4 separate regions of the Homo sapiens genome follow, and all the other regions are linked to region 1. A link is a loop called in an ENCODE intact Hi-C map of the cell type or tissue named here. Cell type or tissue: GM12878. All regions are shown on one strand. Region 1 overlaps ZNF423 (zinc finger protein 423). Region 2 overlaps LOC105371244 (a long non-coding RNA gene). Region 3 overlaps ZNF423 (zinc finger protein 423). Region 4 overlaps LOC105371244 (a long non-coding RNA gene).

What was found. Peaks named below come from ENCODE experiments on the same cell type or tissue, not always from the same donor. Only the 100,000 strongest peaks of a DNase experiment are listed, where the experiment ranks them.
Region 2: a loop joins it to region 1, with 7 times the contacts of the local background. A loop is called at or near these places in 7 of 110 quality-filtered maps.
Region 3: a loop joins it to region 1, with 11 times the contacts of the local background. A loop is called at or near these places in 6 of 110 quality-filtered maps.
Region 4: a loop joins it to region 1, with 9 times the contacts of the local background. A loop is called at or near these places in 73 of 110 quality-filtered maps.

Annotation. Positions count from the first base shown.
Region 1 is chr16:49,588,251-49,596,250 of GRCh38, reverse strand. All of the region lies in intron 5 of ZNF423 (zinc finger protein 423), which reads left to right. Among named protein-coding and RNA genes, the nearest start is that of LINC02179, 130 kb to the right of the region's middle. In GM12878, a CTCF peak has its summit at 3,165 (motif pointing right); a DNase peak (open chromatin) is centred at 3,170; H3K4me3 peaks cover 799 bases; H3K27ac peaks cover 2,521 bases; H3K27me3 peaks cover 326 bases.
Region 2 is chr16:49,438,435-49,446,434 of GRCh38, reverse strand. The region is part of intron 2 of LOC105371244 (a long non-coding RNA gene); the gene reads left to right. Among named protein-coding and RNA genes, the nearest start is that of LINC02179, 24 kb to the left of the region's middle. RefSeq lists enhancers at 2,656-3,157, 4,679-4,958, 4,214-5,161. In GM12878, a CTCF peak has its summit at 4,978 (motif pointing left); a DNase peak (open chromatin) is centred at 4,884; H3K4me3 peaks cover 516 bases; H3K27ac peaks cover 510 bases.
Region 3 is chr16:49,509,495-49,517,494 of GRCh38, reverse strand. The region is part of intron 7 of ZNF423 (zinc finger protein 423); the gene reads left to right. Among named protein-coding and RNA genes, the nearest start is that of LINC02179, 47 kb to the right of the region's middle. In GM12878, a CTCF peak has its summit at 4,245 (motif pointing left); no DNase peak of the experiment used is centred here.
Region 4 is chr16:49,404,035-49,412,034 of GRCh38, reverse strand. It overlaps LOC105371244 (a long non-coding RNA gene), which reads left to right. Exons shown (of 8, transcript XR_001752167.2): 4 at 452-627; 5 at 1,164-1,218; 6 at 1,335-1,364; 7 at 2,570-2,686. Among named protein-coding and RNA genes, the nearest start is that of C16orf78, 34 kb to the right of the region's middle. In GM12878, a CTCF peak has its summit at 3,924 (motif pointing left); a DNase peak (open chromatin) is centred at 3,964.

The sequences.
Region 1 (8,000 bases):
CTATTACTTTCCCTTTAAAACTTGCCGGAATGGAGCTGTTTGCGGCTTTGTGCGAGATGAAGAAGAACATTTTTTTTTCCCAATGTAAAAGCATGCCGTAAAGAACATAGCTATTTCCTGGATAATTTGCAGTTGTATATTTTATGTTAATTTCACCGAAAATACTGCACCCCTGCCAGGTTTAGTAGTGGCTCACTGTGATATGAATAATTTCTAGTGAATCATTTTTTTTTCTTCATTTAAGATTTGGCACCTTTTTAAGATTTTAATAATAGCAACAAGGAGGAAGATTTAGAACAAGTGAAACATTAGTGCCAAAGAAATTCACGTTGAGCGCTAATGTAAAATAGCAAGAATAATTACATGGAAAGCAGTTTCCACAGATGTTTTTCCTTGTAATGTAATAACTATTTACTAAACTGTTTATTTTAGGCCTTTGGTTTATAATAAAATATTTATACATTCTCTGCTGTAATAAAAAAATATTGACAAAATACTATAGAGGTTTAAAAAGACAATTGATATTTTTATTTTCCAGGAAGCGAGCATGGTTTAAAAGTTTGGTGCTATTTTGGTGGATGTTTCAAGATTAGTGAATCTGGGTTTGGTTTTTGAGTTCATTTCTTAGTTTACTGTTTCAGAACTAACTGCACAGAAAAATTTTGTTAGCCTATCATTGGATGCAGGTACTGGTGGGCACTTTATTTTTTAAAATAGAATTCTTACCTGTGAATCCCTCCAGTTGAGTGCTAAATATGAGTTGCAGATCTCTCCCTATTAATCAGTCAGGCTAAGCTGGTCTGTGGCTGGGAAGGCAGGAAGATGCTAGTGAGTGCGCCTGGGAATTTAAGTTCAGGCAGGATCAGGGGCTGTTTGGAGGGCAGTTTAGCCCTGGGGTTTCTGGAAAGATTTGACCTTGATTTTCAGCCTCTGTCTGTAGCCACTGAAGTATGTCCAGGGACAATGTCCCAGTGTGGGTTTACCACATGTGAGCTCCATCTGGAGCTGGGAGTGGCAGGGAAACCCTAACTTCTTGAGCCCCTCTTTTGTACTGTCCTCATTGGGGAGGAAAACCAACAGGAGGGGACACAAGAGAGACCCCCCCACCCCCACCTCAGCAGCACTCCCTGCCCTCCCGCCTTTAGCTGTGACGCAGATCGTGCTGTTGGGGTCACCCGGGTGTTCAGGGTGAAAATGGCCAAGGTGGTGGGGTGGAGAGGAATTTAAGGACCAAAACAAGAAAGAGGATGCCAAGGAGTTCTGAAAGAGCCTGGCTGGGCCTTGTCTGTGTTTTGGGAGCAACTGACCAAGGTCCAGTTTTGTAAGAACCAGCCTCCTTCCGCCCTCTTGCTCTCCCAAGACATCTGCGTTGACAGCCCTGTGTGTGCCTGTCGTAGCTCCTGAGGGTATGTCTGTGAGCCTGAGTGGTGGCCTCTGTGTATCATGTTGTTCTTGCTGCTGTTGGCCGTGTGTGCTCTAATTTGTGTTATATTTGCGCCTGTCCATCTGCATCCCCGTGAGTTTGTTTCGAGTCTTCTGTTTATGGGTTTAGATGTCTTTGTGCCTGTGGGTGTTTTTTTGGGCTAACACATTGGATGCTTCTTTCTGTGCTTTGTGTTTGTCTTTGAGTGTGTTTGTGGTCTTATGTGTTTAATGCTTTGTATTTGGATCTGTGGGTTTATCTGTGTTTTTGTGTCTATCTTGGAGTGTATGTCTCTATATTCCTGTCTGTGTGTTGTGTGTATGTTGGGTGTGACAGTGAACCCCTCTTCTGTATGCCTGTGTTTTTCTGTTTGTGTCAGTATGCACTTGTGTGTGTGTGTCTGTGTGAGAGAGGTAAGCATTCCCTCTGTTGAGAGAGGCCTGGGGGCTTCCCAGCTTGGAGGCAGCTGGCTGTGTTACCGCAAGGGTGTGGCCATCTCTTTCCACCAAACTTTCTGATGGAAGGAGAGGAGAGAGGAGGCAGGGAAGAGATTCCAGAGGGGCCAGAGGGGATGGCGCATGGGAGGGAAGTGTGGAATTTTTAATAAAGAGAGAGACAACTGAACCAGGGTCTAACACCCTGCACAATCTGGAAGGGAACATTTACTGCTCTGGGTTCTTAATCCAGATATGTCCCCACTTCTGTTTACCCCCCAGCTGAAAGGCAGGCAGCTGGGGGGCTGAGGGGAGGGGATGGTTCTCAAGGACTCGCTTTGCACTGCTAGTTTTTGAGTTCTATCCTGACTTGGTCCATCCCCAGTAATCTAGGACAACATTTCCTCCTGTTCTCCTGCAGGGGACAGGAAGCTGCCTCTGGGGAACCTGCGGGTTCCATGGGGGGCCAGGAGGAGCCTCTTACAGATAGAGATTTCTGCTGCCTTCTGAGCCCCTGGCAGAGTTCTTGGTCTTCTCTTCAGTAGTGTGTTGCCTCCGCGGCCCCCTCTCCCCAACCTTGTGCTTTCCTAAATAAGCTTTACTCACTTTGCAAAGGAAGTGGATTTCTTCCAGGTCCCACACCAGCGGTGCTGGTCTTGGGGGCTTCTCGGAGATCTAAGGCCATTCTCCCTTCTCTGTGAGCAGGCTTGGGGCTTGGGTGTTTCATGTATACAGATGGAGAAACAAAGGCACGGAGGGCATATGGCTTGGTTGCAGGCAGAGAGTCAGGGTAGAGTTTGGAAGTTGACCTGTGGGAGGTGCTACAATCCCACCAGAAAGAGATCTCTGCAAACCCTGTCCGCCAGACTTCAGAGAGGGTTCTGGCGGGAGAGGCAGGGGTGAGACCTCTAAGGGACAAGAGTGAGGTCTGTGAATGGCAGAGAAATTTTTTTTTTTTTGAGACAAGGTCTTACTCTGTCACCCAGACTGGAGTGCAGTGGCATGATCATAGCTCACTGCAGCCTTGACCTCCCAGGCTCCAGCAATCCTTCCACCTCAGCCTCCTGAGTAGCTGGGACCACAGGCACGTGCCACCACCCCTGGCTAATTTTTAAATTTTTTTTGTAGAGACAGGATCTTGCTATGTTGCCCAGGCTGGTCTTGAACTCTTGGCTTCTTGTGATCCTCCCAAAGCACTGAGATTACAGGCATGAGCCACCACGCAGAGCCCAGAGGTTTGGCTCTTTGGGGTGGGGATGAGTTTGGGGTCAGAGCTGGATTGCTGTGGATAGCAGTCACCACCAGGGGTCCCCCTTCTCTTCACTCCCCCATACAACCTTTCCTCCAAATCCATCTTGATCAGGTATTTGAAGGATTTTGGTTTGGGGAGGGTGAGCTGATGACTGCACCTGGATGACTGACCCTTCTCCAGACCCACAACCGCACGAAAGCTGTCTCTCCACACCTTGCTAACATATCTTCTTCCCTGTTTATGGATGGCAGTGAGAAGTTGAGCCTGTGAATCTGGGCATCGCAGAGTGAAGACTGATCTGTTAGAAATGGATCTAAAATGAGCAAGGAGCATGTGGGGAGGGGAGGCGAGGGGATAGCCCTCAGGTCCGCCGGTTCTGGCAGAGGTGGGGGCATCACACACCTTTGCTGAGTGGGTTTGAGTTTCCTGCCTGCTTTGTCTTTTGTGTAACTATTCTCTGGTTGCACGTGGCTGACTCCCGGCTGGTGTGGGTGACGAGGATAGGCTTTACAGCGATGCCCTGGCACACAGAGCTGTCTTATTCACGTTTTGGTTCATGGCTTATGGCCCAGGCCAGGGAAAAAGAATTCACTCCTGCAAGTGACTTCTGCAAAAGAATTCTGTCACTGTGTTTTAGGGGAGCCTGCATTAAGAAGACTCTGGGGTCGAATAGGTCCCAAACTGCATTTTATGCTTTATTTGTTGAGTAGATGATGATGTGGTGGTTGTTATCAATTTTCCTAATTGGCTGTGTTCCTTATAATTTCAGCTGAACTGCCCCTCCTGTTTTTAAAAAAGCTGTGTTTTAAAAAACTCAAATAATACACTTTCCTTACAAGAAAAAAAATGCTGATAAACAGAAGAAAGAGATAGAAATCACCCTTAATCTCACCTCCCAGGGAAAACTGCTGTTAACAATTTGATGTTTACCTTTCCCAATTCTGTGTGTTCACACATGCATAGATACAGTTTTAAAAAGCATTTTGTTGTAGTTTGATATTTATACAGAAAAGTAGACATATCAATAAATAGAAATTAAAAGCAACTGCAAAAACCTCAATTACTTTTACACCAACCTAATGTAATAACCCTTTATTGATGCATTACATACAGAAAAGCTTACTTGTCATAAGCAGCAGATAGCTTGCTGAATTTTCCCAGACCAAACCCAGGTAAGCACTACATCATGACACAGTGTGACCCACACCCCAGAAGTTCACCTCCTGCACCTTCCTGTCCCAGCCCCCAGAGGACCACAACCCTGACTTCTAACAGCAAAGACAGTGGTGCCTGTTTTTTTTTCCTGTGTAGAAATGGAATCACTGCCTACTCTTTTGCATACTCATGTTTGGTTTCCAGCAGAGTTTTAATGTCTGTACTGTTTTTGCACACTTGTGTTTGGTTTCCAATGCAGTTTTAATGCCCATACTGTTTAGTTTCCAGTGGAGTTATAATGCACAGACTTTTGCACACTTGTGTTTGGTTTCCAGTGCAGTTATAATGCCCATACTATTTTTACACATTTGTGTTTAGTTTGCAGTGGACTTACAATGTCCATACTATTTTTGCACACTTGGCTTGGCTTCCAGTGGAGTTATAATGCCCTATTTTTGCACACTTGTGTTTAGTTGCAGTGGACTTATAATGCCCATACTATTTTAGCATACTTGGTTTGGTTTCCAGTGGAGTTATAAATGGCCATACTGTTTTTGCATATTTATGTTTAGTTTTCAGTAGACTTACAATGCCCATACTATTTTTGCACACTTGGCTTGGTTTCCAGTGGGGTTATAATGCCTATACTATTTTGCACACTTATGTTTAGTTTGTGGTGGACTTATAATACCCATACTGTTTTTGCACACTTGTTTGCTTCCCAGTGGAGTCATAATGCCCATACTATTTTTGTACACTTGGCTTGGTTTCCAGTGGAGTTACAATGCTCATCCTATTTTTGCACACTTGTGTTTAGTTTGCAGTGGACTTATACTGTCCGTACTATTTTAGCACACTTGGTTTGGTTTCCAGTGGAGTTACAATGCCCATATTATTTTGTAATCATTTCCCCCCAACAGTAGGCAGTGACAGTTTTCTGTGTCAGCACACATGTCTCTACATCATCATTTTTAGTGGCTGCTTGGTGTTCCATTATAAGAAGTGCCACAGTTTAAATTTCCCGTTGGAGCTTTTAGTAGTGTCACTATTAGAAACAACTCTCTATTGAACATCATCCTAACCAAATGGGTGACTTTCCCCTCCTTCTCTGGAGACAGAGTGGCCAGAGTGGTGGTGGGGGAAAGGCCCTCACCGGGCCGGCTGGAGCCCAGGTTGTGGTGTGAGGATGCTGGCATCGCTTCAGTTTGCCAGCTGGACCTCATCAAGTGCGGGTGTTAATTACTGGGAGGCCCCTGGTTCTGTGAGCAGGCGGGGGACGCTGGGGCTAACTCATGAAACAGGGTCACCTTGAAACAGACGCTTCCAGGGGAAGAGAAATCGAGGAGAAGACCAAGGGGAAGCACAGGGCTGGGGGAACGGCTTCCCACCAGCCTTGGCTAAGTCACCCTGGTGCCCTGGAGCTCCTGTATGGGATGTGCAGAGGCTCTCCCTGGCCCTGGGTGATAATGAGTGTGTGTCTTTATCCCTGCTTTTAATTGGGGTGAGCTGGGAGCAAGAATGCCCGTATCTGTGGCTTTCTCTTTTCCAGAAGACCCTTGCCCCCCGAAGCAGCCGTGATGCCTGCATGTCTTGAAAACGTGGCCGGTGTGAGTGCTGTGGCTTGGGTGTGAGCCGGGGCTGGGAATGGGGGACTGCCCGGCAGTGCCAAACGGGAGTCCAGCTGTGCAGCATGCCCGGGTCAGGAGGTGCTGCCCGCAGCCCCAGCCAGGTACGCTTAGGGCTGCAGGCGCAGCAGGGCCAGGTTGGAGGAGAATTAGGTTATTGCATTTCTTCTGTAATTCTTCATCAGGGCTGCTGCCTGGATCTGCTGCGGGAAAATCAATGTGTTCTGACTCCATAATTTCCCAGGTTGCCTTACTCCAAGTACCTTGCGCAGGGAAAGGTGACATCTCTGGTCACGTCTGTATGGACCAAATATATATATATATATATATATTCGCCACTTCCCCTTTACCCCATCCCATCTCCACCTCCCAGCACAAGACTCAAGACTCGTTGGAATTTCACAACCTTTGCATGCTTTTGTGAAAACACTCATTTGTGTTTGCGCCAGGCCGCTAATGGCGGACGCCAAGGTCTGCGGAGCCTACCTCTGTTCAGCTCTCGTTATGGCGAGGAATGTGCCGTTAATAATGCATCTATGGAACTCAGCTGTGTGGGAGCCAAGTAATTATCCCACTGTAGCGTTCCCGGCTTCAGTGTCATCACAACTGGGGCTTCATTAAAAGTCCTAACAGAGACGATGTTGTGTGCTGCAGCCTGTATATATATTTTTTCATTTAAATTATCAGCCTTGCTATGGCTCAGAGGTAATTTGACTTTTTGAAACCGCTGAGCCCCTGTGAATTCCCCTCCCCTTCTCCCTCTCGCTGCTCCACCAGCTGATCAGCCCCAGAAGAACAAAAGGTTTATCTGAAGCTATGAAGCATATATTCACCAGCTTCTGGCGTCTAGATAAAAAAAAAAATCAAAGTACTCCATTGAACATGTTAATACTGAGCAAAATGCACACAGCTAGACACTAAACCTTTACAGGGATTTGGGCATTTGAAAAGTGATACCCAGATCAGGTCTTGAGCTACGTTTCTTCGCCCAGAGTAGAGCGAGTAGCAGAGGAGGAAGAAATCATGTTTATAAACTAATATTAAAGACAGCAGATGGATGGCTCAAGAGTTCCTACCTTTTGTCTTATCTCTTTGTCTGATTTTGGTTGGGTAGGCAGTGGGAAAGCTTGGACAAGGGCACATCCTAGAGAGCTGGGTTTTCCCCTTTGTGATGGACTTTGACCTACTGAGACTGGAATGTGGAGTGGGAAGAGGGGTTTCAGTGACTCTTGGGGGAAATGCCAAGAATGGGGATGGTGGCTGTTGTCTTTGTTTCTCCTGATTTTCTGTGGCCCCTTCAGTTGTTGACAGAGGAGGGCTGCTGGGGAGGACCTCAGAGAGGGGCTGCATCCAAGCACATTGCTGCTGTGAGCAGTAGCTTCTTGGGGCCTCCTTGAAGTCATGCACTTCACAGCTCCTTCCAGTTCTGTTGGAGAGCAGCTGTCCGATAAAACTGGCAGAAGTGATCAAGTTGCATGCATGAATCATTCATCATGAGATAGCAGATAGGTGCTTGTTTGGCCATGTCTGCCACTGGTGGCGTAGTGGTAGCAGGCAGCACTTTCCCACTATTTTCCTATCAAATATTCTTGCTTGGCTTTGGATTGAGGTAGATATTTTAAAAGATATAGGATTTGTTGCTGCCCTCTAGAAGCTTTCAACATATTTGGGAGGCAGACATAGCTACCGTAAAACATCTCATGTTATAAACAGTTTAGGATTAAATGCTAGAGTCTGAGTTTTTGATGGGAAAGAGAATGTAGAGGATGGAATAGTCAGAAAAGGTTTAGAAGGATGTAGCCTGTTTGGGTACTGATGAGACCAGCTTGGGTGGAATTTAACCTGCTCATGAAGCCAAGAAAGTGCAGCATAATTTGCAACAGCTCATACCCAGATGGAGTGAAAGGGAGAAGAATCCAGTTTTCACTTGTGGGCCTCATGGGACCTGGTGAGAGCTCTGTCCTTTGGGGATGGGGCTTAGCCTCAGCGTATGTAAGGTCGGGAGCCAGCTGCCACCCCTCTGGACAGACGCCCCCAGTGTGCCCTGGGAGGAAGATGTTCATCTCATGCACTGAGTACAAACACATGGATGCCCATGGTCTTCTGGTTTC
Region 2 (8,000 bases), 150 kb after region 1:
TAGCTACCACGGATCATCTATTAGACTGGTTAAGATTAACGAGACAGACCAATTGTTGGTCATGGTGTGGAAAAACTAGAACTCTTTTATTCTGCTGATTTGAAAACAGTTTGGTGGTTTCTTTGAAATTTGAACATACACCTGTCGTACAATCCAACCATGCCACTCCTAGGGTATTTATTAAGTTGAATTAAAGCAGGTGTACATCCAAAAACTTGTACATGAGTATTCATAGCAGCTTTATTTTTAATGGCTACAAACTGTCAACAACCTACATATTCATGGATAAGCAAATTGCATGGCATTCATACAATGGAATATCACTTAGCAAAAGAAAGGCATGAGCTACTGATACACACAAGAATGTGGATGGATCTCAAAATAAATGCTTAGTGAAAGAAGCATTTCAGGGATAAAAAGAGTGCATAGCATATGGTTCAATATACATAAAACGCTAGAAACTGCAAATTAATCTGCATAGAAAGCCCATCAGTGGTTGCTTAGCTATGGGGACAAGAGGTGAGTGGGAGGGATTACCGAGCCAGGAGGAAACTTTGGTGGTGATGGACAGGTTTCCCACCTTGATTTTGGTGATGGTTTCATGGGTGTATACATATGTCAAAACTTGTCACATTGAACATTTTAAAAGTGTGCAATTTATTGTGTGTAAATAGAGTCTCACTAGAGCTGTTAACAAAAGTAGAAAGCAGAGAGGGAGAGAGGAGTGGAGGTGCTCCAGGCAGAGGTCACAGCTTCTGCAAAGGCCTAGACGTGAGAAGGAACAGGGCGTCTTGGCTTGGCTGGGGAATAGGGCATGAAATGGGGAGGTGGGAGACAGGAAGGAAGCTGATTATCCTACCCTGTGTTCTATGCCTCATTCAGAAGTCTCCAGGGAGCTTCAGACAGTGTCCAGGCCTGGCCCAATTCTATCTTGTTTTTCTGCCTCTTGTAGGTGCCTGTAACACTCAGCCCCTCCTTGCAGTTGTTCAAATGAGCCAGATCCTGTATGTCAGGGCTCAGGGACTGCAGAAAGGAGGCTGTCAGCTGGAAGAAGGAGAAGGTGTCAGGATCCCAGGTCCACAAGGCCAGATGCTGGAGGTGGAGGCCTTAGGGGCCAGGGAGATGGGCCCCCGAGCCTCCCTCAGAGAGGGAAAAAAGAGGGAGAGAGGGACAGAGAGAGAGAGAGAGAGAGAGAGAGAAAGAGAAATAAAGGACCATGCAGGTTTTTCCATGAGGATGAGAAGACAGAAGAGTCAACACTCCAACCCAGGAGGGGAACTAGGTCAATTCACGAAGCCAATGTGCAGAAAACTTGTTGAGCAGAGTCCCCTTTGCTGAGTGAACTATCAGACACACATCTTAGCCTCCATCCAGCAGAGTCCTCTGGAGCCACTGTAAGTCCAAAAGCCAGGTGCAGAGGCAGAGTTTTGGGACAACTTGTGTATTTGCATGAGAACGGCAGAGGTAGGGGCAGAGACTGGGGTGAGAGAACAAAAACTTTCCAAAATACCCCACAGTAGCCTGGTCAGCCAGTCATTTGGTGAACTGAATTTCTAGATTGGCTTTTGGCAAAGGGATTTCTGCAAAGCAGTTTTCCACTTCTCTTCCTGTCTCCCACCTCCCCATTTCAGGCCCTGTTCTCTAGCCACTTGGGAGGACAAGTGTCATCGCAATCCCTAAGGGAGGACAGAAGTCATTCACGGCACTCTACAGAAGCCAGAAGATGTGCTTATAGGCGGTGTTGGGTGTTGTCTTGAGCCCACAGTGGGCCTAAGCTGTACTGGGGATGTTCGATGAAAGCAGAGAGAGAAATAAAAGATCATGCAGGAACTTCCATGAGGATAGGAAGACAAGAAAGGTCAACACACAGCACGGCCAACAAGCAAGACAGTCTAAGAATGAACATGGTGACTTAAAAGATGACATGGGGGCTGCAGGGAGGGAGAAACAAACGGGGAGGGAAGCACAAGTCTTGTGAGTGTCTTTTTGGAGAGACAGGACTGAGATGGGTCTCCAAGATAAATTTAGTTTTGGATCAGGACAGGAAAAGAGAGAAAGGCCCTGATCTGAGGGTAAGGACGAGATGCACAAAGAGCAGCACATTCTGTAACATGTCAGTAGTGAGTAGAGCTTGCTCTGAAATGATCCTGCATAATATTAAAATCACCCTTGATAAAAGATGTGCAGCCAGTCTGGAAACGCCAACAGTGATTGAGCATATAGGTGATGGGGTTTGCATGTTTGTTAATTTATCTGTTGTTTTTCTTTTTTATCTTTCCACTATGAATATGTAGTACTTGTGCATTTAAAAAATGTTATAAATCTGCAAGTTAACAAATCTAATGCATTTCCCTTCAATCTCATCATCCCAAGACTAGACCTTTTTCGGACAGTGGCTTGAAGACAGACAGGCTCTCCTAAGAGATGGAAGCCCAGGGTGTTCAGCCCCCACTGTCTAAGGCCCCCCAACTCCAGGAGCCCCATATGTTCCTACCAGACCATAGGCTTAACTGGATGTAGGCCAGGGGTGGGGGAATGTGCTCTGCTTGGCATTGTAAGGTGCCAGGCGCACCTGAGCAGCTGGACAGGTGTGACAGATGCCCTGGATTGCATGGAGCTGGCTGTGCCTGTGCACACACACCCGTCTGCACCCCGTCCTCCCCTCCCTACACCTCCCTGTCTTCCCGGCTAGCTCAGGTGTGGTGCATCTGTGGCCCATTGGCAGCTCTCTTGCCCGCAGTGCACAGGGAGCTGTCAGGTTAAAAGCTGGCTTGCTCGATTTGATCCCACATGCGAGCTGTTTTATTTCCCTCTCTCTCCCTTACACGGCTTCGGTGTGCTTTTATAAATATTTCACTAGCCTTGCTAAAGTCTATTTCATCTCTCTCTTAAATTTATTAAATATAAATGCAGCAACAACTCTACCATAAGTCTCTCTTTGCTGTCAAAATCTCAGGCTCCCATGGAAGTAAATATAATTTGCTTTGTTTACCGTAGGTAACTTGGAGCCCTATCTGCTATCTCAACACCCCCTAAGCACCCCCAAATCTCCCTGTTTTTGTTAGCAGGGGTCTGTCTCATCCCAATGTAGTGCACGGGGACACGGGTCACGCTTTGAAGAGGGCGTGACAAAGGGGCTGTTCTCCGACACTCGCATGGCAGGGAATTTCTTGGTCCGCTGGTCCCTCAATGACACAATCAATGAGTAAAGGGGGATACCTTTACTCATCACCTCAGACCTGAGCACGCCCTGGGCCCCATTTGGGCAGAGCTTTGCTCTTTGCTTTTCTTTTAAAGTAAAGGGCCCATCTGCTGCAGCTAGTGACCTGGCCAAAAAAGACACAGACTGCTGTGAAATGATTGAGGGCAGTGACTCCCCTCCCACCCCAGGAGCCAGAGCCGACAGAGCCAAGAGCAAGGCAGGAATTCAGGTCCCCAAAAGCAAGCCAGAAGCACCACCTCCAAGCGCCCTGCCACTTCCTTTGTTCTTTGTTAATTGCAAAATAAACACAACCCTGCCCACCGACTGTGGAGAAAGATTTCTGCCAACTGGGGGACCCGGCAGGTAGTGGGCAGGCATTTGCCCTCCATCAACCACATGTGATTTCCTGGAGGAGAAGGGGCAGTAGAGAAGGGGCAGAGTGGCAGGGCTGGGATGGACCTAGCTTAGGGCTTGTAGGTCAGGGAAGTGAGGGAAGTGGATGTCAAGATGGAAGACACAGGCACGCTTTGTTTGCATCTGAAATCAGTGAGAATAGCTTTCTCTTCCACAAAGAACTGGATCTCTTTCACCCAGGTGAAAGGTGCTATTTCTAGCTCTTATTTCTTAATGAAAATGGCCCTCTCAGTCTGTCCTGTTTTTCTCTACTTTTGGTGGTGACATTGGAGCAGAACGATGGCATTTCCGCTTTCTATAAGAAAGAGGGCCAGGCTTGTCTAAGAACCCCCACCCCTAACTCCTAGCCTGGCATCTTCCATTAAACTTGCAGAGATGAAACAGGTGACTGACATCTTGGGCTGGGGGGACAGACGTTTAGAATTAGCTCCTGGATGCATCCAGGAATTCAGATCTGTGCTAAAACTCTCTATAGCTCCAGAAGACTGGCTTTTACAGTGGCTGTGCCCTGGAGTCTCAGAGACTGTCCTGCAGATTCAGGAAGAGAGGTGTTGTACGGACTTGCAGATTTTCTGTCTCACCGTCCCATTTAGACACAGGAAGACAAGAGAAAGTTACCTCTAGGAGGTGAAAGGAGTAAGTTTTTTGGGGGGGTCAACTGAAGATCTGTGTGAGAACCTTTTCCACACTACAACAATAGACTAAAAAAAATTGACTCAGCTTACATAGAATGCAATTGTTTTGTACAATTATTTTGCTTAAAAAGTGAAAAGGGTTTTAGAATTGTGGTTTTGAACTTGTTAGTAATTTTGATTTTTCAGTTTTATTCTTGTATTTTACAGTCACAATTATTATTATTTTTTTCTTTTTAGATCTCAAGCATGTTTAATGGCCCCCGAAAAGAATCTATAGACCCCACACTGTTTATGGGGTAAATCAAGCCTCTGGGTCTGGGATGGAAGAACCAGAGTGTGGGGTTTCAGAGAAGGGTAGTGGGGAAGAAGCCACTTGCTCTGGAGCAAGTGATCATTGGGCCTTCCCTGGGATGGCCCCAGGGAGCACGCCTCTGGCCGACCTCCACCGGCCTGCCAACCCAGGCTGCGGGGGCGGCTGCGAGTCCCCCGAAGGTAAATGACGCGGCATCAGCGGGGTCCCTGTGTCAACTGCATGATGGCTTTCAGGCCTGGGGCTGGTGGCTTCCTGTCTCACCGCTGAGAGCGAGGCTATTTCAGGATCTCGCTGCTTCCGTCTGTTCCGGGGAGGGCAGGATGGAGGGCGGGCAGTGGAGAGGAGGCGGAGGCCCGGGTCTACATCTACCAGGTGTTTCAGAGGCAAACTTTCTTTTTCCTCCTGTTTCTGCTGCCCACTGCTGGTGGAATGGGTTTGTCAAGTTGGCATTACTTTCTTTGAAATGCTTTTTATTCACTGCTTTTGGAGTAAAAAACAAAACTCAGTCATATCCCTACTCAAGGCTTGGATAATTGCCCAATACAGCAACATCTTCTGTAGTAAAATTTACCTTCAAAAATCCTGTGAATCATTAGGACCTGATGGGTTCTGAGAATTTCACTTATTTTGTTTGTTTGTTTGTCTCTTGGGCATTTTAGCTGTGCCTTCCCTGTCCCTGGGGCGATGGGGATGAGGGAACAGTGACAGGGTCAATAAATGCGCCTCTGCCTGCCTATTTCTCTCTCCTTCTCTTTGTCTGCACTCACTTAGCTGAATTTGGGTAAGATGGTTGTTTGTGGGAGCCAACCCCATTGTACTTCTGCACAGTACGTTTACTGCTGTCAGAACACTCTCACACGCACACGCACCAAGCCATTGTTTGGGGAAACTTCCCTGGCAGGTCGAAGGAATGGAATTGCTGTCTCCATTTCCCATCTCAGGACGCTGAGGCTGGGAGAAGGGGACCGGCCTGTGCGGGTTGCAGGATGCGTGGCTGGGGTTTGAAGCAGCGTCCCCACCCCCGTGCGTGGGCTGTTGCCATTGCCCCACGTTTCTCACGTTTCCCCTTGGCCTTACTTGAGATTCCCTGTTCCCTGTGGAGGGGCCTAGGAAGGGCCCCTGATTGACTTTTGGCCCCAAACCGTGACTCTCTCTCAGAGGTGGCTCAGGGAACTTTAATGATTTAGGGCAGCGCTGCTTAGCCAGGGGCAATTTTGTTTCTCAGGGGACATTTGGCAGTGTCTAGAAACATTTTTGGTTTTCACAATTGGGGGTTGCTACTGGCATCTAGTGGGTAGAGGCTGTTAAACACCCTGTAGCCCAGAGGACAGGCCCCTCCTGCCCTGCAACAAACAATTATCCGGCCCAGAATGTCAACAGTGCCAAGGGTGAGAAGCTCTGGTTTAGGGGAGTGAACTCCAGGTGGTTAGGAACTATCGCCACATATTTCTTGCCTTCTTCTAAGCTCTCGGTCCATGATGTTCAGCAAGGAGTCACTGAGCACCTCCCACACGCATGGCACACTCCCATCTAGGCTGCCTGCCTGTGCCATCTCCTTACACTCTCAAAGGCATGGTAAAGTGGGTGAATCTCTCCATAGGACTCATGAGAACATGAGGGTTTAGAGGGTGTCACCGTTGGGTGTCCTGGGAGGTAGGCTCTGGGGTGGATATTTGTATGCAGAACCAGCCTCTGTAGGGAGAGAGGGACTCAGGATGGGGCAGAGAAGGAGATGGGCGGTGATGCAGTCATAGCAAAGGCCTCTGTTGATCCCCTGGGAGCCCTGGCACTGCTGTGATCATTCAGAGATGTTCCAAATTGGGGTGAAGAATCCAGGCTTTTCTACCGGCCCCCAACATTGACCATTAGATGTGGCCACCCCAGGGTGGGGGGTGTCAGTGTGTGAAGTGTCTCTTGGCTGAGGGTAAGGCTCTGAGATGGGCTCAGCCAGGAGCAGAGCCACCAGCATGCCTAAGCAGCTGTTCCCAGGAGGCTTTTGGGGATTTGGGCAGAGCTCGGTGTCCACTCTAAGGAGCTCGAGTGCTTGCCCAGGTTTGCTCCCTAGCTGGGCCGCCCCCCTCCCTCATGGTGGCATTGGAAGTCTGTGGAAACTGAGGCCTCCTAACCCAGGGCTGTAATCTCTGACAGAGTACCATCAGCATTTCTTAACCCCATAAGCCACAAACTGGCAGCACCGATTCATGTTTTGTGTACCACTATTTTTAGTGAGTTACCACTGTTCTAAAATAAGGAGATTTTTACATAAAGTTCTGAATTCCTAGGTTTCATGGAAATATTGGGAGACCTGACTGTGCTGGCACACTTTCTAGCTGTGCAGGAGCGATCCCTTTTGCAAAGTAGGTGTGTGTGTTGAGGGGGGTGTCTCACCACTCCATTGTATGCCTAACCCACCACCCTCATTTACTCATCCATGTCATGACTCTTACTCTCTGCATGGGCTACTGTTGGAGCCTAGTTCTTCTGTGCTAAGCATTGGTGTTTCTCTCTTCAACCAACAGGGTTTTGCCTGTTCTTCGACCTTAGGGCATTTCCCTTGACCCCATTTCCCACTGTGGCCTTTAAAGAGAATCTCAAGAATCACAGAGAAAGCTTCTCAATGAAAACCAATGGGAACAAATCCGGCCTTTGTTCCAGGACATCCTGCCCTTCTGGCTGGCTCTGAGGCTGCAGGTACCAAAGCTGTCCCTGCTCAATCCTCCCTCTCGGAGTGGGCTTTGGTTTTTGTGGGCGACTCCATTGTTAAAAGCCAGCCCTACAATGGGACGAGGACAGTTGACAGGTTTCTGTGCAAGCGCGTTTCCGATCGCGCAAGGTAACAGCTTCATTACTCAGTGATGAGTGACCCATATTTCCTAACATGATTTCCCTGCTGTAACTCAAATTGAGTTCATGTTATTCTAATGATATCAGTTGACCTTGAGAATTAGACCAAGAAGCCTGGGGTTATTCTTCCAACTTCCACTGCAGATTCTTCTGATGTGTTTGGAAACACAATCTACTCCTCATCGCCCTGAAGTGGGCAGGGGGAAAAGAGAAAACAAAGATCCCGACCTGCTCTGATTTTTAGAAAATACATCTGGGCAATTTCAGGCGACGGGAGGCTCTTTCCCTCTCAGTTCTGCTCCCCCACCACTGCCTCTCCCCCAAGATCCTGGATCTTTCCTGCCAGGAAGAGTCCTCCTCTAGGTCCTACGGGATCTCCTTGCTGCAGCCTCTCCTTGCCCCACCACCCTGCTGGGTCAAGCTCCCAAAACCAGAGCAGACGGCGCTTCTCTAGTTCCCTCACTGGCTCCTCATTGCCTGCTGGTAAACCCCAGACTCCTAAGCCTGGCATTCAAGGCCCACAATTCAAGCTCATCTGCATCCTCAAATACAGGATCGGAGCTGATGGATCTTTCCTGCCAACACAACCCCT
Region 3 (8,000 bases), 79 kb after region 1:
TCCAGTCTGACCTCGAGGTGCTTCCAGGAGTCTGTCCTAAGTCTGTTTAACCAGGAGAAGACTTGGATGGATTGCAGAAGAAATGCAGGGACAGTTGTCTTCGAGCATTTTAAGAACTCTGGGTCCTGGAGGGGTTCTTATTGCTTCAGGTGGCTCCAAGACTTTTGGCAGTGGGCGCCAACTCAGAACAGGGGTTTTGGTCCTGGATAGTCATGGCTCAGGCATCACTCTCTGCAGTTGGCGCAAGCTAGAAGGGAAATTAAGCTGTAGGGACATGAGTGGATTTTGGATGCTAAGAGCAGGAAGCAATGTTGGGTTTTTGGCAGCCCTATTCCCGGAGCCAAGTGTCACTTAAATAAGGCAGCTACACTCTGTCTTCTCTAAGACTGCCTGGTCCCTGCCTTCTGCCTCTTTCTGGCTTTTATTGTCCTCTCTCTCTACAGCCTGACTTTCTGGGCTCCTCTGTACAAGGAGGAAGGTGGTCAAGGTTCCACAGCTCCTGTCAATTCTGCTAAGACAGACACCCTAGGTAGCTCAACAGAGAGGATTTAGTGTGAGGATTGGTGACACAGGTAGCCAGAAGGAACACCCAGGAAACCCCAGAGATAGTGACAGCGGTGGCAGCCAGCCCTCAGGCAACAGGTGCTAGATCCCTGGAGGGGGAATCTGGTAGGTGAGCCTGGGTCAGCTGTCCACCCTGCTCCAGTGAGCTGTGGCTGGGGGTAGGATCATATGATACAAACCAGCAAGTTCAGGGTGCTTTTCAGGGAAGGGGTGCATGACCTGGATGGACACTGAGCATTTGCAGTATGCGGGAAAACTGTCCAGAAATGGAAAGTGCTGAGGTCCCTGTCGGTAGAAGTGTGCAAACAATGCACGTGTCTGAAATGCTGCCAAGAGTGAAGCAGGGAGCGGCCCAGTCTTTGTGAGGGCAGCTCCGTATTTAAAACCTTGCTCTGTCATGCACCAGCCGTAAGCCTCAGTTTCCTTACCTGTAAGGCAGGGGTGTGAGTAGTTCCTACTTAAGAGTTCAGTTGCAAAAGGCCCTTGGCACAGTGGCTGGCACACAGAGCATGTAGCAGACGCTGCCTGTGATTATTATTGACATTGACTTCTGGGCAGTTTGAGGATCAGATGGCTTTGGGGATTCCCTCTCCTTGGAGTTTGCTTTGCTTTCATGGTTTCCAGCCTGAGTTTGAACAAAGTGAGACTCCAAGTCCTTCCTTGTGTGGCATCCCACCAAGCCTCAGGGCTGTGGGCACAGGAGACCCCACATTGGGGCATTGGGAGGAGCCAGGTGCCCAGGGCAGTGAGACGGGGCATAAAGGGCATGGAATGGAGGCCAGAGGGCCGGGGCTTCGGGTCCCCCTTCCCCTACTTCTCTGAGCGCCTTTGACCTGGGCTCTTTTCTTAGGACCCTCTATTTCTGAGCCACGTCCGGGCGCCGTGGAGGGTGGTATGTAGATTTGACTGGGGGTGCAAGACAGCCCGCAAATGTCAGAGCTGTTGGCCTTGCATTCCCAGCCTCAGGCCTCAGCAGATGAAGGCCTGGGGCCCTATCGGCCCCATGCCAGCGGTTAGCCACCCTGAGGGGAGGGGTCGCCTCTGCCCACCAGCCCAGCTGTCTCTGCATCCCCATGGGCACCTCTGTGCCCACAGACACTGGGCACGGATGGTGCCTCCATCTCCCCATCCTAAGAGCCTTGCTGCTTCCTGTTCTTCATCCTCACTGTGGGGATGCGTGCATGAGGGTCATATGCGGCTTACCAGCCATACAGGGCTGGAGTTAGACAGTGGACAAGCTCCCCTGAAATTGTACCAGAGACAATTCTCATGGCCTTCACCCCTGGGCCCTAGGTCTGTGCTGCGGGCCAGGCTCTGTTCTGAGCACTTTGCATGGATTGTGTACAGCCCTATGAACAAGGTACTCTCATCCCCATTTACAGATACAGAAACTGAGGCTCTGAGAAGTTAAGCGGTTTGCCGAGGGTCATTTGCAAATGGCAGAGCCACACATAAAGCTGGATTGTCTTTGCCACCAAGGCAAACAGAAACCCTCCAAAGTTTAAATAAATTGCCATTTATATGAGCTAATAGATTTAAATGAGGCCTGCAGTGCTGAACTATAAAAAGCTTTCGTTGTCAGGGGACCCAGAAACTATTTTAGTAGTTGGGCCAAGCAGGTAGCACAAGTAGCAGTAACAGGGGATGCAAGAAAAATTGCTCCTGGGTGAGCCCAGGTGGGAACGCCATGGGGCCTGTGCGCGCGGGGCCAGGGCTGTGCATGGCCACGTTTGCCAGGCTGCAGCTCGAGGCCAGGACCCTGCAAACCCTGTTGCTTGCAAATGAGCATCAGGATGGGTTTGGCTTAGGCTGGGCTTGGGGAGAGGAAGGATTCATTCTCGTCACGGAGATAGGGACTTCCTAAGACCTCAGGTTCATGGTGCTGCCACCTTTCTCCCCTTTATGACTTGCTTGGTCCTGTCATGGGGGAATAGAACTTGAACTAGAGAGATGTCTTTTTAGACATAGAACTTCTGGGATCTTGGAGCTGTGGGGCACTGCCTGCCAGGGCATGTCAGAGTTCACAGCGCGTGTATGTGTGCACGCACACATGCACATGTCCTTGATGAAGATGGTTTTGGGGTGTTGGACCAGCGCCACGCCCTGGAATCTTGACTCCCTCATTGACAAAGCCAGGGGCTGCAGGAAGTGATTCCGTGAGCCGGGCCCGCGGTGGCAAAGCGGCCAGCCCAGCGTTGAGCGGGCGCATTTAAAGGATTAGCTCATGCTGTTTGCTTGTGTGTGCCTAATCATGCTGCTTCCAGCTAAATGATTACAATTGATTAAAAGCAGAGCTAGGTATTCTAACAAGCAACCCGGAGCCCTTTCGATAGGGTGAGCCGGGCTCTGCCAGGCAGGGTCCTGGTACCCGGCCAGAGGGAGAGCTCTCTGAGACAGGGGCGGGATCTCAGCTCCCTTGGGACCCTTCCTTCCTAGCCCTTGAGAACATTTGATTCAGCCCTTGCCCTGATTCCATTTACTGAGTACCTACTCCCGGCACCACCTCAGGAGCCTGAGACAGAACTGGGAACAAGGAGACAGGGTTTCTATTCTCATGGAGCTGACATGCTTTGGGAGACACTGATGATAAGTCAGTAAATACATGAACTAGGGGATTTCAGAATGTGAAAACGCTGTACTGTGATGGAGAGTGGTGTGTGTATGTGCATGTGTGTGTGTGTGTGCGTGTGCGTGTGTGTGTACGCATGTGCGTGTGCATGTGTGTGTGTGTGTGTGTGTGTGTGTTGGGTGGTCAGGAAAGGCTGGCATTTCAGCTCAATCCTGGAGGTTGCAGAGCCAGTGTGGGGAAGAGCTGGGGGATCCTCCAGGAGAGGGAAGAGCCAGTACCAAGTATCTGAGGCCCAAGCAGATTTGGGGTGTTCTCAGAACAGAATAAAAAGGCAGAGGGACTAGAGGGGCAAGCAGGACAGACGGCCACTGCCTTCCTGCATTATTCTCCTGGGCTGGCCTCGCATCGCCTACCCAGTGAGATCAAGATGGGGCTTCCTAGATGCACGTACACCTGCCTATCTGCCTGCAGGAAGTACCCTTTCTTTCTCTTAATGCATCAGCCCAGCTCCAGTGCCTCCTCCCCTGAGAAGCCTCTCGGATTCTCCTTCCTTTGGTTTCTCCAGCCCTTGGTTTAACCCCCCTGATTCCGTTGGCCATATGGATTGTAAGTCACTACGTCTACACCAAACTCTCCACTCTGACGTGAGTTTTTGGAGAGTGAAGACACCCTTTGCCATCCGTCCGTCCATCCATCCATCCATCCATCCATCCATCCATCCATCCATCCCCATATGTGTTAACATATTTTTTGAGCTCCTGGAAAGTCGGAAAGAGAACACAAGCAGGAAAGGAGGAAAAGGAAGAAGGGGAAACCCACAGATTCCGGGAGCCCATTTTTAAAATCCCTGGTCCTTATAAGATGGGTAACCAAAGAGCCAGTTTCCTTGTCTCTTTGTACTGCTGCTGTTGGATCCAGCCAGATAATTATAACTAATAATAATTAAAAATCAAAAGTGCTCTAGGCACATACTTAGCATTTGACTCTGGCTGCGCTTTCTGTGAGTAGCGGCATCTTCCTCCTTCCTGCTTTAGAGATGGCCCCATCCTTGTCAACCTGACTTCTGCTGGGAGACCAGGGCCCAGATGGGTGTGGCCTGAAGTTGCTGGCTGACACCCAGTGGTGGTTCCAGGGAGTGAGAACCTGTTGCTCACGCTGGAGTCAGCCACTTGTGAGGCCAGGAGCCTGGGGAGGGCTGAGAGTTGGGCTGGCTGCTGACCCCCCGAAGTCTCCCAATCCCCATTATTTTCTTTTTTATTTTTTTGAGACAGAGTCTCACTCGGTCACCCAGTCTGGAGTGTGCAGTAACACGATCTCGGCTCACTGCAATCTCCGCCTCCCGGGTTCAAGTGATTCTCCTGCTTCAGCCTCCCGAGTAGCTGGGATTACAGGTGCCCACCACCATGCCTGGCTAATTTTGTATTTTTAGGAGAGACAGGGGTTTCACCATGTTGGCGAGGCTGGTCTCAAACTTCTGACCTCAAGTGACCCACTTGCCTCGGCCTCTCAAAGTGCTGGGATTACATGTATGGGCCACCGTGCCCAGCCGCCCATTATTTCCTACTGCAGATGTTGTATTTCTCTGGGCTCAGTTTCCACATCTGTTAAATGGGGTAAGACCTGCTGCCTCGGGTTGTTGTGAAGATGGAGTTCGCATGTGTAAAGCACTTTATAGCACTTAGGATAGAAGGATTGCTGAGGGTCATTGTGGCCCTTTTCCAATAGGATCACTTTATGCTTCCTGCCTTCCCCACTAGGGTAGGAAACCAGAGCCCAGCACAGCCTGAATTCTACTGAATGTGACCACATGTTGTGGCGATGCCATGCCCATGCTGTGGAGCTCACAGTCTGGCCTCAGATGCCAGCCCTGCCACCAAGCAGCTCCATGACCATAAGCAAGTCACCGGCATTCTCTTGCTTTCAAGAGACCAGGGTTATTGAAGAGCCCTTCTTTGTTTGGTACTGGGGTAGCTGAAGGCAGTGATGCCTGAAAAGCTCCCAGCATTGGGTCTGGGTCAGAGTCAAAGGTTGGTGAGCCCTAGTCATTGCCCTGCCTGTGGTCTGGAGGTGGTGGGCTTTCTGTTAATGCGTTCATTGACTCATTCAATCAATCATGTGTGGACGTGCTCAATCTAGCCTGCAAGTGTTTACTAAGCACCTGATCTGTGCCAGCTGTGCATAGGTGCTGGGGACAAACAGAGGCATAGACTAAGCCCCTCACATGTTGCAGGGAGGGGAAAGTAAGCTAATAAGGACAAACAGAATTTTTGTTATGTGTTTGTGGAATATAATATAATGTGATGTAATATGGTATAGTATATAGTATAGTATAGTATAGTGCTGCATCATACCATATCACTCATACTACATACTAAATACAACATAAGTGCTACACAAAACAGAGCCCCACAGTTGGGCCCCCATGTGACATTAAGGGGCACTGTGGAGCCTGAGCTTTGCCCTTGCTCCCTGTAAGTTACTGTGTTACGAGCACAGTTGGTCTGTGTCTCTAAGCCTTGGTTTATTTACTGTCAAGTGGGGCAAGGGTGTTCCCAACCTAATAAGGTGTGGCATCATCATCATCATCATCACTGTTGTCATTGACATGATTATTATTGCTGCCACTACTGGAGGCAGCTGTGTCTCCTGAGGGGCCATGTGTGGCAGTTTGTGGTCTGCCTTGGGAGAAGTCTGGGGTGGACACTGACAACACTCCTTGTCCTTAGAAGGCCCAAGGCACAGGCCTGAGCCCCTCACCCCAAAGTAGTACAAATGAGACAGCATTTCCTGAGTGCTTACTGGGAACCTGACTGTAAGCCCTTCATGTGGGTAGCCTCTTAGGACCTCACGCATGAGGTCCATGTCATAGATGGGTAAACTGAGGCTCCCCATGTGGACATAGCTGCCAGCGTGGAGAAATGTGAGGCCAGGCAGTCTGACATGAGTGCCTGTGTTCGCAGCCTGCGGGCTGAGGCAGTGGGGTTGGAGATGACTCTCAAAGCCCTTAGAAGCCAAGGGTAGGTCTCTGGGTGCAGGGTCTCGAAGTGGGCCTCACCTCCCAGCGAGGCAGGCGTTCTAGAGGGTGACATGGAGGCTGCATGCAGCTCCCGGGGCATGATACTGTCGCTGGTCTGGACAGCCCTGGGTGAGCAATGGCTTCTCCCTGGTCACCACAGAGGCGCAGTGAGGAGCGGGCACCGGAGGGGTAGTGTTGAAACAGAAGTCTGTGTCCAGCTGTGCTCAGATACCCTCGTGAGCCTTGAGGGTCAGCTCGCCTGAGCAATGAAGTGTGTGGAGGCCCAGGTGGGGACTGGGGGGCCTCCCCTCAAGGCCCAGCTCCAGGCAGAGATGGCACTTGGAATCAGCCTCCGGCTGCCCGTCTGCCCATTGGAGCCTGTCATTCATGCCCTAGGGCAGGGGGCCAACCAACTTTAGAGGGCACCATGCCATCTCGACAGATGGGCACGGGGGAGCTGCCAGGAGCCTCAGGCCGGTGGCCATTGTGTGTGTGGCGAGCCGAACCCCTCCCCGGCGCTGCCTCAGCCGGGACCACATGCCTTCAGTTTCTTAGTAACAGTGACAACACTGCGAGTGGCGGCGCCTCACCGGCTCCACATCCACAGAGGTTTGCACCCTGTAAGCCCTGCCCCGCATTGACTCAGACAAAGAGGGAGCCTCTCACACGGGAAGACATGGGGCCTTGGGGCCTGAGGGGAAGACCCCAGACATAGACACAGACACAGACACTCCTGTCAGACCACCTGGGCTCATAGCTCTGCTTTCCTGGCAGCTCTGCCCACATGGGGAGTCTCAGTTTACCCATTTACAACAAGGAGACACACTCATGTGAGGTCGTAAGAAGCTACTCACGGGAAGGGCTTGCTGTGAGGTCCCTAGCAGCACTCAGGAAGCACTGCCTCATTTTTACTGCTTTGCGGCGAAGGGTTCAGGCCTGTGTCCTGGGCCTTCTAGGGACAAGGAGCACAGTCAACGTCCACCCCCCAGAAATGAGGTTTGGGGGCCTCAGAGTTGCTTTGTCAATGTGACCTTGGGCATGTGACCTCCCTCACGGTGACTCATTGTCGTCACCTGGACAGTGGGCTGCCAGTGCCCCTCTTGGAGGGTTACTGTGGGGATGCAGCATCATGCTTGTAGATCATCGAGCATGGTGCCTGGTCCCCTAGGAAGGCCACATGGAGGAGGCAACATCTGAGGTGGAATTGGCAGAGTTGATGTGGATATCACTGTCCCTCTTTCACAGATGGGAGAAGCAGGCTCAACAGCGAGTTTAAGCCACTCGCTTGATGTCGTGTCCCACGGCTGGTAAGTGGCAGAGCTGAACCTGCAACCCTGGTGGTAAGAGGCAAGGTGAAGGACGATGGTAGCACCACCACCAACCAGGCACTAAGGGAATCCTTTTGCCTTGATTTTTTTCCCATTCTGAGGGCAAACCTATGAAGCCAGTGCTGCTGTTATCCCCGTTTCACAGGTGGGGAGACTGAGGCATAGTTGGGCAGAGATGAGATTTGAACCCAGGCAGCCTGAACATACAACCATTGTCCTAACACCAAGGGCAGGATGTTTTGTGTTACTGAACTCCATTTGTGTCAGAACTTTCTTGATACAGCAGCCTGTGATCCTGACTTATTGGGAGCGGGGATGGCTGCCTGCATCAGGAGGCTGGGGTCTGGCATGGCTGGGGATGTCTTAGCCCCCATCAACGAGAGACCAGGGTGCTCTGGGTGGAAGCCTGGATTGTACTCTTTGGTCAAGCAGGAACAATTACTAATGACATTTACAAAGAAATTAATGATGAGAAATGCAAGTTGGCATTTCAGGAGCACCCGTCAGCAGCCGTGCGCCAATA
Region 4 (8,000 bases), 180 kb after region 1:
ACGCTGCCAGTGGTGATTATTGGTGTGATTTCTCCCCTTTTCTCTGCTGCAGGGCTGGGAGCTGTTCAAGCAGAGGTTTCACTTTTCTGGAGCTTTTGAAGGCTCTGGGACACAGACTGCCCTCCTGAGCTTGGGGGCCAGGGGGAATTTTATCTTGGATTCGGGTTGGTTTGGGGGATGCTAGCAGGCTGGTGTTCAGTGCGGGGCCCAGAGGGTGCATGCCGGGAGTGGGCAGCTGCTCCTCCCCTCCTGCCTGGGTCCAGGGTGGCAGCCTCTCCACTGCTGGGGCCCTGTGGGGAGGGGGCCTGAGGTCCTGGGTACTGAGCCCTGCCCATGGGAGGCATGCACGTGACTCTGGCCTTGAACATTTAGGATGCAGCGTGGCATCACTGCCTGCATGGGTGAGGAGGGAGGGGCCACTGTGTGCTGCACTCCTTTGTTGTTTCTACAGCTGGGGCCAGGCAGCCCCTTCCCTTTGGGGATTTGAACCCCTGGAGCCCGTTTCCCTACAAGGTGGTCCTTCTCTGGCCAGTGAAGCCTGCCTAATGCACCCTGGGGAGGCTGATGCCTTAAGCAAAGTGGCTCGAGCCGGCCCTGCTGAAGCTGATCCCAGCTGGCCTGGAGCGGGTAGGAATTTGTGTGTGTGTTGTAGCAGGGGATTGGGGGAGCTCAGGAATGGCCAAGTGCAATGGCAGGACCCTGACTGGCTGTTACCAATCCCAGAAAGGGGCACGGAATGGTGGGGCTGGCCAAGACCCAGTGACTCCGGGAAACAGAGAGCTCCACTCCCCTGTCCCCTGACTCTCAGCTGGGGTGGGTGGCAGGGCCCAGCAGGAGTCAGGCCTTTCTCCCAGAAGGGCAGGGCCCATAACTTGTCCTCCTAGAGGGCCAGTTCACTGGGGAAGATGGGTCCTGGTTGCAGAGAAACCAGGCCCATTCTCCCTTGGCAGCCAGAGATCTTGAGTTGTGGGGGCAGGAAGCAGAGGAGGGCCTGGGAGTAGGTCCCCCACAGGCAGGTGGGGCTTGGGAAGCTTGAGAGTCTTTTTCTGCCCACTCTCCTGTGCTGTCCCCATTCAACCACTCAGCAAAGCTAGATTCCACCCACTTCCCATCTCCCGCCTTTGCCTGGGGTGCCCTCATCCCACCTTTTATTTCCCTACAAGGTCCAATGCAAATGTCACCACCTCTGCAAGTACCCCTGTGACTCCTCCAGAGAAGGTCAGTTGCTGCCCCTTCTTGGGTCCTACCCTCTTTTTTTCCCCCCATTACTAGGGTGTTCTTAGGTGAGTAATTATGAATTAACGAGGGCATTGTTTTCTTCTGTCTTCCTCTAGACTGTGAGCTCCAAAGACATCATCATTGTGGTCAGTATCTGTCATTCCTGCCTGCCTTGCCTCCAGGTCTGCTTCCTTCTGTAATGGCACCTGTGGTCTCCAGTCCTCACCATGGCCCCCAGTGATGCTTGGCTCCTGGTCTCCACACCCTTGTGTTGTTCCCTCCCACACTGACCAGGGCTGAGTTGTGTGACTAACAGGACATTACAGAAGTGAGGCAATGCAGCAGGGTGTGTGACTTCCCAGGGGACAGCAACAAGGGCCCTCTAGCTTCTGCCCTGTTCCCTTTTGGGCTGGTTGCTCAGGCGAAGCCAACCGCCATGTTGTCAGGACACTCAAGTAGCCCCATGAAGAGGCCCATGTGGAGAGGTGTTGAAACCTTCAGCCAACAGCCAGCACCAGCTGGCCAGCTGTGAGACTAAGCCACCTTGGAAACGGATCCTCCAGCCCAGCCAGTCCTTTGGATGACTGCAGCTCTGCTGACAGATTGACACCAACCTCATCACAGACCCAGCTACCCCACTGTGTTCCTGACCCACAGGAACCATGTGGGATGATACATATTTGTTATTGTTTGGGGAGAAATTATTAGCCAGCAAAAGAACCAATAAGTATCTCAGTTCTCCTCAGAAACTACCCTTCGTCCACTGTGTGTGGCCTTGGTAGAACTGGCACTTTAGGTGCTCCATCTTCCCTGGGCCAAGGGATGGGGGCCTTGACCCTAGAGAGGACAATGAGACCCTCTTTCTGGAATTTGTATCTTGAACCAGAGAGACTAGACCAGGAAATGATTGGACTGATTTCCAGAAGCTACTTGACATCACGCACACACACGTAGGAACACACACACACATATACGTATATACATATATACATATAAACACACACGTATGCACACCACATGCACATGCACCAATACATATATAAACATACATACATATACACATGCACATATATTTTCCTTTTTTTGCCAAAGTTAGGTGCAGCCATTGCTAGCATCATCTTCACATGTCATCAGAAACCACACCACTCATATTAGGCCCTGGAACACACGTCATTCAGTAAGTGCTCAACCAGTGCATATTGGGTAAATTAAAATCCTAGAAATAAGAATGAAGTCAGGGCTGCTTCTTGTGATTTTGACTTGTGTTTTGTTCATCGTCTTGGAGAAGATTTTGAAAGCCTGAGATTGATGACCTTTGTTCTCTGTCTCCCTCCCTTGCCCACCTTCCCAGAGGAGAGTAGCTTTGCGCTCAGTTACCTGCCACAGAAAGGTTCTGCTGCCAAGCAGGGAGTTGAAGGGATCTGCAGACAGCCTGCCTGTGTTGGTCTGGAAGCCCATGCTCTTTGAGGTGAGAACTGGGGTGAGAGGAAGGCATAAGCCTCAGAAGAAAGCATGGCAGTGGTGGGGGTAGGGGGTAGAGAAGTGGTTGTTGTGAGTGGAGACTTTGTGAACTTTTTGGGCTGTGACCTGCAGCAATTCAGCAGTGACCAGTATAGGTTGGCACCTACCCCAAGGTATTGCTCTGTCCAGGACCTTGGGGGTGTAAGAGACGGAGCCCCACTAAGGGATGGAAATTGAATTTCCACCAGTCCAGCTCAACAGGGGCATGAAATCAGATTTTTAGTGATTTGATTTAGGGGGCTCTGCCATTTCTCCTATACTCAAGTTTGTGGAATAAGTCTCAAAGCTACTACAGTGGCAGGAATTTTCATTTTTTGGTCTTTGTTCATTACTGTATTACGAAGCCTGGCACATTGCCTAAAACACAGTAGGCACTCAATAAATGTTAGTGCTTAAAGGCACATGTAGAAAATGAAAATTTCCTGGGTGCCTGCTAAGTGCTAGAGACTCTTGAAACTTCCCTTGGATTCTTCTTTTCACGCCAACACTTGAAACTTGGTATTTTCTTTCACATTTTATTTCTCCTCCCTTCCTTCCTTCATTTCTTCCTTCTTCCCTTCCCAATCCTTTTCCAGCTGTCTGAATGTATTTGCATGTGTTCTTGTAAGCAGTGTGTTGTTGTATGTGTGTATTTTCAGTTTGTGTTAAGACTAGAGTGTCCCTTCTCATCCTGTTTCCCATCTTTTTCACTCACCTTGTTTTGCCATCCACCAGCACCCAGACATTCCTGCCAGTGCTAGTGTCCTTAAATAGATCTCCTGGGATAGAACTTTGGAATATACGTCCAGGAGTGGGGCTGCTTGCTAGGTCCCTGCAGTGTCCATGTGTAATTTAACCTAGAGCGGCTGCAGTGGCCCACACTCCTACTGCAAGGCATGAAGCTTCCTTCGTTTCCACGTCTGTGCCAACATTGGCCTTCCCTAGCTTTCTAACATGTTTCAGTCTCATAGAGTGGTACCTCATGGTTATTTTAACTTGCATTTCTTGCCCCGATTTGGAGGAAAAGAATTGAAGTCTCAGAAAAGTGATGTTAGTGAGTAGCTGGGCTTGTGTTCATCTACCCGAGGCTTAGGCTCGAGGGCCCGGCTTCCCCTTGGATAGGCTGACGGCTCTGCCAGCAGCCGGGCCAGACAGCGTGGACACCGTCAGGAGAGTAGCCTTCTGCTGTGATAGAGCCCCACCTGGTGGCGCAGGAAGGGAAGGGGAAGGGGAAGGGCAAGAGGAGGGAAAGAAATGGAAGGGGAGAAATTTACTCCAGCAGCTGCACAAGGCCACGCCCTGCCACAGTCATTGCACACCTGGAGGACATGCGCCAGGCCTTAAGGGACTTAGGTTTAGCCTCTGCCTCTGGGAGGTGGAAGGAACTAGAATAGCTTCACCATTGAGGAGCCTATTGTTTTTAGCAAACGAAACCGGAACTTTTTTTTAAACAAAAAACACTTAGTATATTTCTTTTTAAAATGTACTTTTAACTAAAGTACAATATACCCATATAAAGGGCATAAATCCCAAGTGCACAGCTCAATGAATTTTCTAAGCTAACTGGCCTCCGGTGGATCACATACCCCCTCTTCCAAGGATAGCCACCATCCTGACTTCCAACACTATAGATTAGGTCTAGGTTCTATTTTTTTTTTTTTTTGGCCTGGGTTGAAGGTTGTATAAATGGAACTCCACAGGTGTTCTTTTTTGTATTTTGCTACTTTTGCAGAATACGTTGTGTATAATGCATCCGTATTGTTTGGTCATTCTTGTTTTCATGCGGTATTCCATTGCATGATTATACTGCAAGATATGCTTTCTACTGTTGACTGATGGATATTTGGGTTGATTCCAGTTCTTGGTTATATAGAATAAAGTTGCTGCAAAAGTTAGCACATGTCTATTGGTGCACACATCCATTGGCGCACACGTCTATTGGTGTACACGTCCATTGGTGCACACGTCCATTGGCGCATACGTCCATTGGTTCATACATCCATTGGCGCACATGTCCATTAACACACACGTCTATTGGTGCACACGTTCATTGGCGCACACGTCCATTGATGCACACGTCTATTGATGCACACGTTCATTGGCGCACACGTCTATTGATGCACACGTCTATTGGCGCACACGTCCATTGGCACACACATCTATTGGCGCACACGTCTATTGGCGCACACGTCCATTGGCACACACATCTATTGGCGCACACGTTCATTGGTGCACACGTCTATTGGTGCACACGTCTATTGGTGCACACATCCATTGGTGCACACGTCTATTGGTGCACACGTCCATTGGTGCTTACATCTATTGGTGCACATGTGCATGCAGTTCTGTTCAGTATGTATGCATAGGAAATACCAGACCATAGAGGAGTGTATATTCAACTTTACTGGATGCTCCCAGTTTTCCTAAGTGGTTGTGCCAACCTGCAGGGCAATGGCAAGAGTGTGAGAGTTCTGATTGCTCCAGATTCTCACCAATGGGCTTTGCCATTGCCAGTCTTCAGCCATTCTAGTGTGTGCGTAGTGATTCTGCATCGTGTTTTATAACTTGCATATCCTGATGATTAATGACATTTTTTATGTTTATTGGTCACTTGGCTATCCTCTTTTGTGAAGTTTCTATACTAATAGAAGCTTTTGCCTATTTTTTCCACTGAGTGACCTGCCTTTTTCTTACCAATATATATAGGAGTTAAAAATATATCACCTGGATAGGAGTCCTTTGTCAGATATGTTGTCAGAAGAAATATCTTCTCTTGCTTGTGTTGCTGGCCTTTTCACTCTCTTAGTGATGTCTTGGATAAGTAGAAATTCTTTTCTTTTCTTGAGACAGGGTCTTGCTCTGTTGTCTAGGCTGGAGTGCAGTGGCATGATCGTGGCTCACTGCAGCCTTAACCTCCTGGGCTCAAGTGATCCTACCACCTCAGCCTCCTGAGTAGCTGGGACTACAGGCATCCACCACCATCCCTGGCTAATTAAATAAAGTTTCCTTTTGTATAGATAGGTCTTACTATGTTGCCCAGGCAGGTCTTGAACTCCTGGCCTCAAGTGTTCCTTCTACTTCAACCTCCTAAAGTGCTGGGATTACAAGTGTGAGTCGCTGCACCTGGCCAGAAATTCTGAATTCTAATATAATACAATTTATTACATTTTTCTTTTATTATTGGAGCTTGTTGTGTTGTGTTCAAAATCTTTTTGCCTACCCCAAGGTCATGGAGATTGTCATCTACCATTCTTCTAAAAACTTCCACAATCTGCATCCATCTGAAATTGATTTTTGCATATGGTGGGAAGCAGAGGGTCAATATTTTTTCCATATGGATATTTAATTGACCAGCCTGATTTATTGGAAAGACCATCATTTCTCCACTGCACCGCAGTGTCACCTTTGCCATAAACCAGGGGATAGTACACGTGTGAATCTGTTCCTGGTATATGTGTTTGTCTGTTTCTGTATCTGGTAGTAACTGTTTTAGGGAGTGCAATAGAATTATACTATTCGTAAGGCAATTTCAGAGTCTGTAAAACACCCGTTTAGAGTGTGCTGCAGGTGGTGCTGTCTGCTGATGGACGCTGGCTTGGGGTTGTCTGATAAAAATTCTTTTCTCAATGCAAGCTGTGAATCTTAGGACTCACTGTGGGCTCGCCTGGTCAGGATGTCAGGAACATGAATCTAAGGCTTCTTATGCTTGTGAGGTCCAAGAATAAAAGCACTCTGCACCCACAGAGGGAGCCATGTAGCCTCAGCTGTTTTGAGTGGGACAAGGTCTCTTCTCTGCTTTCATTTCCTTTCCCTTTTCCAGTTCACGCCGAACCCCAGAAAAACCTTCAGTCTGGCGCTACAGGTGCATCTGGTGTCTGAGAGGTGGGCTTCCCACAGCAGTTCCTCCTTGGAGGTTCTGGAGGCACCAAGCAATCTCTTGAGGATGTGGCATTCAGCTCAGCTGGGGCTGGGCTAGACCTCCTGCTAACGTTACTTCATGAACAGGGTTTTTGTGTTGATGTACAGGTCTCCAAACAGGGGCCTTGGGTTTGCAGAGGGAGAAGCTCCCCAGGCCTGGCTCTGAATGTACCACTGGAGAGGCAGTGGGATGGGCCTGCCTCCCAGGGCCATCAGCCTGGGGCTCAAGCTCTGGCACTTTCACTGGGCACAGATGGGCAGCAGGGTGTGGCTGTGGGGACAGGTCGAGGAGAGCGTTAAGCATGTGGGTTCCAGCAGCAACTCTACCATGAACTCAGGGGAATCATAGGGGGATACTCCACCCATCCCTGGGCCTCTGACTCCACCTTTGGTCTCTGTATTATGGGTTGGTTGTGTTCTTCCAAATGATGTGTGGAAGTTCTATCCCCTGATACCTGGGAATAATCTTATTTGGAAACAGAGACTTTACAGATATAATCATGTTAATAGAGTGGGCTCTAATGTAATAGGACTGGTGCCCTTAAAAAGAGACAGAGGCACATGGAGAAGAGGGCCCTGTGAAGATGGGGGCAGAGACTGGAGTTGTGCTGCCACAAGCCAAGGAATGCTTGTGGCTGCAAGAAGCTAAAGAGATAAGGAAGACTCTCCCCCAGAGGTTTTGGAGGGAGCATAGTCCTGCCAACATCTGGACTTTGGACTTCTACTCTCCAGAACTGTGAGAAAAATGCCTGGGCTGGGTGTTGTGGCTCACACCTGTAATCCCAGCACTTTGGGAGGCCAGAGCTGGAGGACTGCTTGAGTCCAGGGGTTTGAGACCAACTGGGCAACATGGTGAAGCCCTGTCTCTACAAAAAATAGCTGGGTGTGGTGGTACATGTCTGTAGTACCAGCTACTAGGGAGGCTGAGGTTGGAGGATTGCATAAACCCAGGAAGTCAAGGCTGCAGTGAGCTGTGATCATGCCACTGCATTCCAGCCTGGGTGACAGAGTAAGACCTTATCTCAAAAAAAAAAAAAAAAAAAAAAAAAGAAGAAGAAATAATCTGTTGTGTTAAGCCACCCAGTTGTCGTACTTCATTCTAGCAGCTCTGAGAAGCGAATGTACCCTGTCTCTGGGCTTGCTTCTCCAATCTGTCCTTCACCACATCATTTCCTGCTCCAAACCCATTAGTGGTTCCTCATGACCCCTGGAACATCATGGATACTGGCAGCATCTCCCATCTAACCAATTCTAACCCAAATCCTGACTTGTGCCTTTCTCTCTTTTGCTCTTTCCCACTGCATTTCATGGCACACCCGACAGTCACTCAGGCCAAAGGATGGCTCAAGGGTCATTCCTGAGTC